Linked DNA regions of Mus musculus: region 2 is linked to region 1. Evidence: chromatin loops called from intact Hi-C (ENCODE). Cell type or tissue: gastrocnemius. All regions are shown on one strand.

Region 1 (5,000 bases):
TGGCATTTCTTTCATGCAGAAAATATCTCCTGAAGGTACTTGACCAGGCGTTTTCATAGGAAACGTTTTCCCTCCATGACCCTTGGCTGCCTGTCTCCAATTTGTGGAAAGAATGCATGAGATTTATGGCCTGTCCCCATTGGTCCCCAGCCTGAGGGACTGCAGTCCACAAAGTAGCCCATCACCCACCCTACCCTAAGCCTTGTGTTAGAAGGCCCCACTCACCTTATAGTAGAAGTTTCTGAATTTGGAAAAACAAGAGGTCTTGTGTCTGGAGCTGGCCTCAAAGCCACCAGCCCCGACTGTGAGGTGAGTCATTGCCTACATGGTAGTGACCTTTCCAGAGAGGACTGACGAGCTGGGGACATCGCTTAGTTAGCAGAGGACTTGCTTTGCATGCACAAAGCCACGGGTTCAGTCCCCAAGTACCTCATGTACTGGACACGGTGTCCCTACCTGTGATGCCAGCACCTGGAAGGTGGAGGCAGGAAGATCAGTTCAAGTACATCCTCAGCTACATAATGAATTGGAGGCCAGCCTGGGCTACATGAGATCCTGTCTCAAGAAAACCCGGAGATGATTTTATTCCCTGAGTCAGCCAGGATCAGGTAAGCGCGGACAGGGCTGGAAGAACAAACCACCAGCCAGGTGGCATTGGCGCCAGTTAGGTGAGATGGCAGGGAGGTCGCTCAGCGTGAGACTGGAAAGGACTGATTTGGCTCTGCTATGTGCAAAGCTGAGACTTGAGTTCCACTGACAGACCCATTTTATGGATGGAAAGGCCATATGGTGGTAGTTTGAGATGACCAAAGGGTAGAAGGGCCTCCTGGACCCCTGACTGGGTGGTGCTCCTTTTATACTTCAGAAGCCCCTTGGGCTGTCAATATTCTCTGCTCAGTGAGGGAAAAGGGGGCAGCTAGCCCCAGATGGGCAGCCATGTAGAATTTGGACAGAGCCAGGATCTTTTCCACTCTTCCTCAGCATTCAAAAGCTCAGACTACAGTGGAGTCCTGGAGGTGGCGTAGCCCAGGTCCCTGTTCCAGACCAGAGGCTAGAGTTCCCTCAGCTAGACTGAAGTCCCAGTGATCCTCCTGCCTCTGTCCAACTCGGGCTGGGGTTACAGTTGTGTGCAGGACCACACCCGACTACTTGGCACGTGGGTGCTGGTCTCTGAACTTTGGTCCTCATGGCTGCAGAGGACCAAGGTGTTCTCATTCCTGAGCTGTCTATCCGGTCCCCGGGTCTAGCTTCCTTCCTTCAGCACAGTGTGGGCGAGTGCTCTGTGCTGCTGCTGCTGCTGCTGCTGCTGCTGCTGCTGCTGCTGCTGCGTGCAGCTGCCTGCCGTTCTCATTTCTGGATGGAGTTCTGTAGGCTGTGTGAGGGATCTGTGAATTCTGCACTTTTAGCTCATCCACATCACAGTTCAGGAATCTGTGGCCCCTAGTATGGGACTCTCTTACCCATGATGCAACAGTAAACCTTCCTGAGCTGGCCTTCTCATACTCACGGGGACGTACTTCTCTTGGGCGCATTCCTGAGTGTATCCATCGCCTGTCACCTCTTTCTAAAGGATCTGGGGGTCGTCGTCAGGGTCATAGCCTTAATGTGTGCGTACATGTGATCGCACATGTGTTTATGCATATACAGGTGTATTTGAAGGCCAGAGGTCAACCTTAGGTGTCATTCCTTGAGATCCTATCTATCGTGTTTTTTTGAGACAGTCTCCCACTGGCTCACCAAGTAGGCAAGGTTGGCTGGCCAGCAAGCGTGCAGAGAGTTGGCTCTTCTCTACCTCCCCAGAGCTGGGATTACAAGTATATACTACCATGCCTGGCTCCCCCCACCCCTCCTTTAATGTAGGTCCTGTGGATTGACCTCGGGGCTTCATACTCACAAGGGAAGCAGTTTACCAACGGAAGCTTGGAGACAGTTTCTCACGTGTCCTTCTGCCAGGGCCACAGGCTTTTCAGCCCAGGCGTTGGAGGGTAGGCGTTGTTCGTTCTAAGTGGCAGAGTTGGGCCTAGACCTGGGTTCTCTCCTCTGGGTTCAGGACTCCTGCCTACATGGCAGCAATGCCCAACCGACCACTCAAGTAGATCTGAGTCCTGGGCCTCGAGCTCCAGGGCTCCGCATCTCCTAGGGCCCTGGGCAGCGAGTGTACTCTGGGAAAAACATAAAGGAGATGGGAGTGGAAGGAAACTCAGCACTGGAAAAGAAGTGTGTCTCCACTGAGCCAGGCCTTTCACCGGTAGCCAAAACATGACATTCCTGTACCCCGGGAACTACAGCCAGCTTGGCCTCTCTGAGCTGTCAGCCTTGCCAGGAGCTGGGCTGAGATGGTCCCCGGGACAGAGGCAGGCAGTGTGTCCTTCGGCCGTTTGATGATGCCGGGCTTGGGGGCGATTTCATCATCTTCGCCGGGCTTTTGCTGTGGCCCAGGTGCCCAGGGCTTCTCGTAGGCCTCGGGAGGAGTAGTGTGCGCTTACTTACTCTAAGGGGCTCCTCTGCCTGCCCAGCCTCCCTTTCTTGGGCGCTTTGATGGGTAAGAGGTGTTCATGGGCTTGATTCACGACCCAGTTACCAGGGTTTTCCACGGAAATAACTTATTAAAGGGGCCGTGCACACAGCGGCATTGAAGTCTAGCGGGTGGTGTGCATCAAAGGCGGCACTGGGGCCTGGCAGTCAGAGCTTCGAGGGGTCCGGGGGCCTCTGAAGGACAGGCAGGGGGTGACTGGGCTGCAGAGAAAACACTTAGGCTTAAGAAAACACCTCAGACAAACTGAAATTCAAGCCATTGGAAAGGAACGAGTGTGCTGGCGTGTTTGTATGGGTTGGGGTGGGGTGGGGTGGGTAAGGCCCAAGGTCCCAGGCCAGCCCCACCCACCAGGAATGGGGACACACATGCAGTGCCTAAGCTCTGCTGTCATGCCCCTTGGCACAGGGCTGTTTGGGGGAGGAAATGCCAAAGATGCACAGTGCCGGGCGCCAGCCCTCTGAGGATGGGCAGAGCCATCTGGTGGAGAAGAGAGGATTGGGAAAGGGATCCTGTAGGCCTCCCCTTCCCTGGTGCTTGATCCTCTGATTCAATATCCTGGCTGGTTCTGTTTGTTTGAAGTGGTCTCCTGTAGCCCAGGCTAGCCATGAACATTCTATATATGGCCTTGAACTTCTGATCCTCCTGCCTCCACATCCCGAGGGCTGGGAATACAGGTTTGTGCCACAGTGCCCAGATTTACTTGTGGATCAGACCCAGGGCTTTGTGCATACAATGCAAGCCACTCATCTGATTGAGCTACATCCCCACGCTGCTGCTGCTGCTGCTGCTGCTGCTGCTGCTGCTGCTGCTGCCACCAACTCCTCCTCCCCTTCCTCCTCTTCCTTCCCTCTCCCTCCTCCTTCCCCTCTTTCTCCTCTTCTCCCTCTCCTCCTCCTCCCCATTTCTCCCCCTCCTCCTTCCCCCCTCCTCTCCTTCCTCCTCCTCCCCCCCCTCCTCCTCCTCTTCCTATTCTTCCTCTTTCTTCCTCCTCCCCTCCCAGTACCTGTGCCTGATGTGTATATGCCCTGAAGTACATAGGGCCAGAGGTGGGCACTAGGTTTGGGGGTCTTCCTCTCTTGCTTTAGCATCTACCTTATTTTTGAGACAGTCTCTCACTGAACAAACACCCGGTAGCTCACTGTTTCTGTGGGGTTGGCTTTCAAGCCCCTGGGGTTTGCCTGGGTTTGTCCCCTTCCCTACTCCCAAGCGGGGTTCCAAGCGTGCACCACCCCCAGTTTCTGCCTGAGTGTGAGAATTTGAACTCAGATCCTTGTGTTTTATTTGCACAGTCAGCGCTTTACCTGCTGAGAGATGTCCACAACGCCCAATTTGTTTTTGAGCTTTTACTAAAAGCCTTCCTCTTCCAGGAAGCCCTCAGAGACTGCAGCCCTCAGCGACTTCTTTTTTTTTTTTTCCTGTATTTTTAATGGCTACCATCTCTCTATTTCTTTCATGTAGAAGACTTTCTATAGACCTTCTGCCCCCTGCCAGACAAGGCATGACTTTTGGTCAGGACCTGGATCTACTTCTGCTCTTGGGCAGCACATGACAGTTATGGCGGGTGTATAATAGTGGCCAAAGTACAAGATGAATGTACATGACATGTTTCTTATTCCATATGCTTCATTCCTAATAATGTAGGTTCTGTGGTGATTTGTGTCCATTTTACAGATGAGAAAACCAAGGCTTAGAATAGAGAAGTAAGGTGCCCAGGGTTAACAAGTGAATCGGGTCACTGTTACCTGCACCCAGGTCAGCCTGACTCCAGAGCCTGTTAACCTGGAGAGTTAGCTGTACCTCTCTAGGCTGGCACGGCCTCAGGCTCTGTCAGTCAGTCAGTTCACCAGGAGCTAGGAAAAGAAGACAAGATCTCAGGAGGAGACAGGGTTTGGTTTTTGGCCTAGGTAAGATACTGTGAATGTTGTTGAAATTTTTGTTTTTGAGTATCCCGCCGCATGAAGTTTGCCCCTTTGGAACTATTAGCACATAATTCCCATAGAGAGGAGGGCTGGGGAGCAGGGCAGCCCAGCAGTAGAGAGCTCCTGTATGTGCTTGCCTAGCGTGTATCACGCCGTGAGGTTGATATCCCAACATTTCAAAACACAAAGTAAGACTGGCCGGGCGTGAGGGGCCTGCTTGCCATCTCCGCACTGGAGAGGCAGATGCAGGGGAATCAGTTCCATATGATCACCCACTGTCTCAAGTTTAGGCTAGCCTGGGCTGCATGAGATGGGTTTGAATTTACCCCTTTCCTATTGGCAAAACGTATTGAGTGCTTCTCTGCACAGCTTGCTTCCTGTCTGTGTTTCTTCTTAGATGGCGTAGCTGCACAGATCTTTATAGGGCTTTTTTGTTGTTTGTTTGTTTGTTGAGATAAGGTTTCTCTGTGTAGCCCTAGCTGTCCTGGAACTATGTAGACCAGGCTGGCCTCAGATTCAGAGATTTGTCTGCCTCTGCCTCCTGA
Region 2 (5,000 bases), 89 kb before region 1:
TCAGGAGGTAGCTTGACTGTGTTTTAAAATCTCAGGCCCCTGGATGTGTCTGGGGCTGGGGGTTTGGGGGCCACTGGCTGTGTGCCAGCTGTGGATCATAATCAAATGGGCCACTTCCCCGAGTCCATTTTTGCTTGTAAAGTAGGGACACAGTTCTTGGTGCAGGCCCCCGATTCTATCACTGGCACTAGATGCTGATGGTGACTGTCACCATCAGAAACCTTGGGTCAGACCATCATAGAGAGAAGAGAAGTTACTCAGAGAATGGCTGAGATTCCAGGCCACAGTTGGGGCTGGGCCAGCTGCTTTGGTGGCCAGCCTTCCCCCAACTTAACAAGGTTCAGTACAGTGAATGCTTTCATAGCTTCTGCTACATGCAGACCCCAGGTTAGACCCATTGTAGGATCTGACCACAAATCAAACGTCCCTCCTATCTTAAACTTACAGTGTAATGTAAAGAATCAGAGATCTTGCATCTCTCTGGAGCCCTGACTCATGAGCACCTTGTGCAGACTTTAGTATGCAGAAAGTGCTTGGTACATGCAGGCTGAATTTAGCTCAGAATAGTGAGATGGTTTTCCATAAGAGGGGCCATTTACACTGGGCTTTGATGGCTCCTTAGGAGTCCTCTGTCCCTTCCACTTGTCCTCTGATCATTCAGGCTGAAGAAGACCATAGCAGGCCAAGGCTCCAGTGACTCATCTCCCCCTATGCACCCAGGCCTCATACGAACTCTGAGGAGTCTCCGGATGTGAAGAGGAAGTGGCCAGGCTACGGAAGGCAGGCTCATTTCCAGTGTGGGGCCAGGCCGCCAGTCCCGGGTCCTGTTTACACAGCAAGGCGGACAGGCCGACAGAACTTGGCGGCAAATGCGCTTTGGCCTTTGAGAACAGAAGGGGCTGGCAGGGCCCAGCCGGGTACAGGGAGGCCTGTGCCAAGGGAAGGTGGAAATCTAAAGAGCGCTTCCTCTCAACCAGGCGGCCCCAGACTTTTGACTCCAGTCTGAGCCATTCCTTCAGGGATTCATGTGCAGCAGGAACTTATAAATAAACCCCACCTCAGCCTCTCACCACCCCACCTTGGGGACCTGGGCAGGGTGACAAGGAGCGAGCTGTGCTGGGTGCAGGGTCAGGGTCTCTGACTTTCCAGGAGGGTAGGGGGTGGAGCTGTGGTTCCCACCAGAGGATCTGGGATCTGGGCCACCGGTGAGTGGCCTACACACTCATTCGGTCCACAGAAGGAAATCTGGAAAAAGCAGGGCTTTTAAATGTTTTTTTTCTTGCTTTTATTTTATTTTTTTCAGTGTGTGTGTGTGTGTGTGTGTGTGTGTGTGTGTGTGTGTATGTGTGTGTATATGTGTGTGTGTATGTGTGTGTGTGATAGCATCACGTAGCCCAGGCTGGCTTAGTACTCACTATGTAGTCCAGGATGACCTTGAATTTCTGCTCTTTTCCGTCCAGGTCTCCAGCGCAAGGGTGCACACTATGCCAGCATGTAGTTCCGTGGGTAGAGCCTAGAGCCTTGCACATAAGAGGCAAGCACACTGCCAACTGAGACATCTCCAGCCCCAGCATGAAGTTTCCGGAACAGCCAGTGTCCGCTCTTAAGTGGCCACCTAGACTCTGGGCCAAACTGTTTCAGCCCTCTGAGTCCCTCCCGCATGTCCTCTGTGTGACTTTGTTAAGGACTCCTCACCATGGATGGGGATGAAGACAGGATGCTAAGGACATGTTTGCTGGAATAAAAACTGCAACACCGCTTCTTATCACAGGCAGAGCAAGGTGTGCACACTATTCCCTCTTGTTTCCTCTTTTATGACAAAGGAGTTGAGACTCAGAAGGTGTTTTATGGCCCAAGGTCACAGAGCAGGTAGACTGAGAAGGGGGGGGGGGCTCTGCAATTATTCATCTTGGGTCTGCCTTCCTCCCAGCACGCTAAGGCCTCAGTGTCCCTACTGTGATGTAGGCAAAGAAATATCTGGGTGGGCTGGGTGGGTGTTACATTCCTTTAATTCCAGCACTCACAGAACAGAGGCAGGCAGATCTCTGTGAGTTCCAGGACAGCCTGGTCTTCAGAACAAGTTCCAGGTCAGCCAGGACAAAGAAATCCTGTGAAAACAAAAACAAAAACCAGAAGTTATTTGGGTGGGACACGGGTGTAAAGATTGATAGGAAAGATCCATTTCTCTGCCTTGCCCAGAATGGGAAATGCCCCAGCAGCTAGAGCCCTTCCTTAAATGTTTCTGGACAGCTCAAGATCTAGCACAAAACTCTGTTGCAGGATGGTTGGTCAAGCTCTGGGAAATGTAACTGCAATGACAGGGAATAGACACCAGGTGGCGCCATACAACCCTCTGTGTTTTCTGGAAAGCTGTGTGGTTCTGTGTCTCTTTGAGCTGGCTGTCCTCTGAGCCTGGTGTGCCAGCTAGGTAAAGTAAATGTGGGAGGGACAGGCCCAGATGGAAGGCCTGTGCTTTGAAGTAGGTTTCTGCCTGGGACTGTGACACAATTGCTGTTCTCTGGGACCCGCCTCCCCATATGTAGGATACGGAGTCTCTTCTCTCTCATTGAGAGTTTGTGTCTTAGTTTGTGAAGCACGTGGTGTGGGGCTTAGCTTGCATCCTAACACCGGGTAAGACTTTAAACCTTCAGGTGAGCTGTAGGTCTGCCCTTTGCTTCCATCTTGACTTGGGGGCAGAAGCACTGTCCTTGAGCCACAGGAGACCCCAATATCCTAATAGTTCCCAGAGGGAGGACCTTGAGGTCCAGGGATTTCCTCCAGACTCTTCCACTCTCACTGGTCCTGAGGACAACTGTCAAAAGCTCCTCCTGTCCTCTGCTCAGAGGCCCCACAAAGAACATTTCCCCGCATTAGGGCTACAGGAACTAGGGAAGATGGATCTTGCTGGCTGTACTGTTGTGAGGTGAAAAGGTCCATTGACCCCTGGAGTAGCGGGGACACTGAACCACATAGGCTGTCACTCCCAGGGTCTCCCGTGGGAAAGTCCCTCAGTGCTCACCTGCCCAGATCCTGCAGCACTGTTTCCAAAGGGTTAACTCAACCTTTGGACACGGTGGTACTTGTGCCTTTGATTCCAGCAATAAAGAGGCACAGGCGGGGACCCTTGTGAATCCAAGGCCAGCTTGGTCTACAAGGACAGCCAGGGCTACACAGGGAAACCCTGTCTCAAGAATGAAACAAAACACCCCAAACCAAACAACAACCCCCCACCCCAAAGAATAATCCAGTTCAAGCCTAGCGTCCCATGGGGGAAGTTGCAGCACCTGCTTTTATTCATGAAAGAAAAAGGTTTCTGTTCCTGTTAGTTAGTTAGCTTCCGAAAACCTTCTCCGAGAGTCAGGATGGGGGGCAGGGGGAAAACCAGTAAAAGTGCAGGAAAATGGAACTCCAGATACGCAGCACATGAACAGCCTATACCCCGGAGAGGGACCTTGCCCCAGTCCCAGCCTTATAACATAGACAGGGACAAAGCATGCTGGGAACCTGAACTCACTGCTATTTACACTCAGTTTACATTCTGCAGTACTAGAGAAGGTTTTTCTAGATCTTGGGGCAGGAAGAGATCAGGGCTCAGAGAGACTGTGGGGAGGGGGAGGAGAGGGCACTCACTTTTAAGTTTGCACTGAGCCAGTGAGGGCTGGAGTTGGAGTGGGGAGGGGTGTGCAGAGCAGGAGCCTGAGGCTCTCCTGCGCTGGAAAGGCAAAGGGGCTTCTGTTGCCTGGCAGACGCCTGGGTGAGGAAAGAAAGACACAGGTGACTATGTTTCCTGGAGTCAGTTGCCTATAACCAAGGGTGAACCTGTGGCCCTAGGACTTCCACAGGGTGGGGCTGGCCTGAAGGCCTAGCCTTGTAGGCCCCACCCAAGCCCTTGCTCTGGGTTTGCTGCAAAGTCCTGGGGAGGGGGGAACCAATGTCATTCACCCCAATGCCTTTCTCTCAGGAATAAAACCTATTTGATTGTGACAAGTCATGAGAGCTCCCTGGTCTCAGATTGTGGCTGTATAAAAGGCACCACACACACAGTAAGTATATATAGGTAGCAGTTGCTGCATTACAAAGGAGTCTAACTTTCTTGGGGCACTATTCTAGAGGATGCTTAAAACCCAACCAACCAACCAAACAACCAACCAAACAAACAAACAAACAAAAAAAAAAAACAAAAACAAAAAAAAAAAAAGAAAGAAAAAGAAAAACTGGACTGGAGAGATGGCTCAGCGGTTAAGAGCACTGACTGATCTTCCAGAGGTCCTGAGTTCAAATCCCAGCAAACACATGATGGCTCACAACCGTCTGTAATGGGATCCGACGCCCTCTTCGGTTGTGCCTGAAGACAGCTACAGTGTACTAATAGATATACAGGAAAATCCTTTCCATCCTTTGATATTGAGGGGTGGAGGGAAGGTACATAGGAGAGAGTGAGTTTTTACTTGTTATGAAGCCCGGAGTGTGCCCGGAGGCTGGCCAACTGTGAGGGATGGGGAGTGAGGGAAGACGCTGGAAATCAGGGTCAAACCAATGGAGAGACCTGGCTTTCGGCTGTTAGGTCTGATTTTGCAGTGAGTGGGTAAGGAAAAAGAGGGTCTCTGTGTAAGGGAATGCCTTCTAGTTGCTCCCTGAGTTCAGCCTGAGCTTCGGGTTGCCAGGGGAGGCCTCTCTCAGCCCTGTTCTCCCCAACCCTCCTGCCTCCCTAGCAGTTTGGCAGCCGACTGGATGTTCAGTGCGGAATTTAAAGAATCCGAACAGGCAGAATGCTAATCCCACCCGGAGAGATTGCCCTGAGCCTCCGCTGCCGGCTGGCGGGAAAAGCCCCCTTGTGTGGCAGCAGGAGAGAAAAGGGATCGGTCTGCCCAGGCGGGCTCTGCCTGCGGCCAGGGGACCAGGTCAAGTCCCTGGACCTCCCGGGGTCCCGGACCCGCCCGTGGAAACGGGAGCACCTCAGTATCCAGATCTCGTGCAGAGTCAGGCTTGGGGCTTCGAGG

The links. Peaks named below come from ENCODE experiments on the same cell type or tissue, not always from the same donor. Only the 100,000 strongest peaks of a DNase experiment are listed, where the experiment ranks them.
Region 2: a loop joins it to region 1, with 8 times the contacts of the local background. A loop is called at or near these places in 14 of 42 quality-filtered maps.

Annotation. Positions count from the first base shown.
Region 1 is chr9:63,995,606-64,000,605 of GRCm38, reverse strand. The region is part of intron 3 of Smad6 (SMAD family member 6); the gene reads left to right. Among named protein-coding and RNA genes, the nearest start is that of Smad6, 24 kb to the left of the region's middle. In gastrocnemius, a CTCF peak has its summit at 3,025 (motif pointing left); DNase peaks (open chromatin) are centred at 2,295 and 2,970; H3K4me3 peaks cover 772 bases; H3K27ac peaks cover 1,985 bases.
Region 2 is chr9:64,085,034-64,090,033 of GRCm38, reverse strand. Scarletltr (Scarletltr, erythroid developmental long intergenic non-protein coding transcript) reads right to left here. Exons shown (of 3, transcript NR_040743.1): 2 at 3,631-3,750; 3 at 1,989-2,108. Gm39360 (a long non-coding RNA gene) reads left to right here. Exons shown (of 3, transcript XR_870861.2): 3 at 1,461-1,605. Among named protein-coding and RNA genes, the nearest start is that of Scarletltr, 6.8 kb to the right of the region's middle. In gastrocnemius, a CTCF peak has its summit at 2,334 (motif pointing right); DNase peaks (open chromatin) are centred at 894, 2,353 and 4,938; H3K4me3 peaks cover 549 bases; H3K27ac peaks cover 1,995 bases.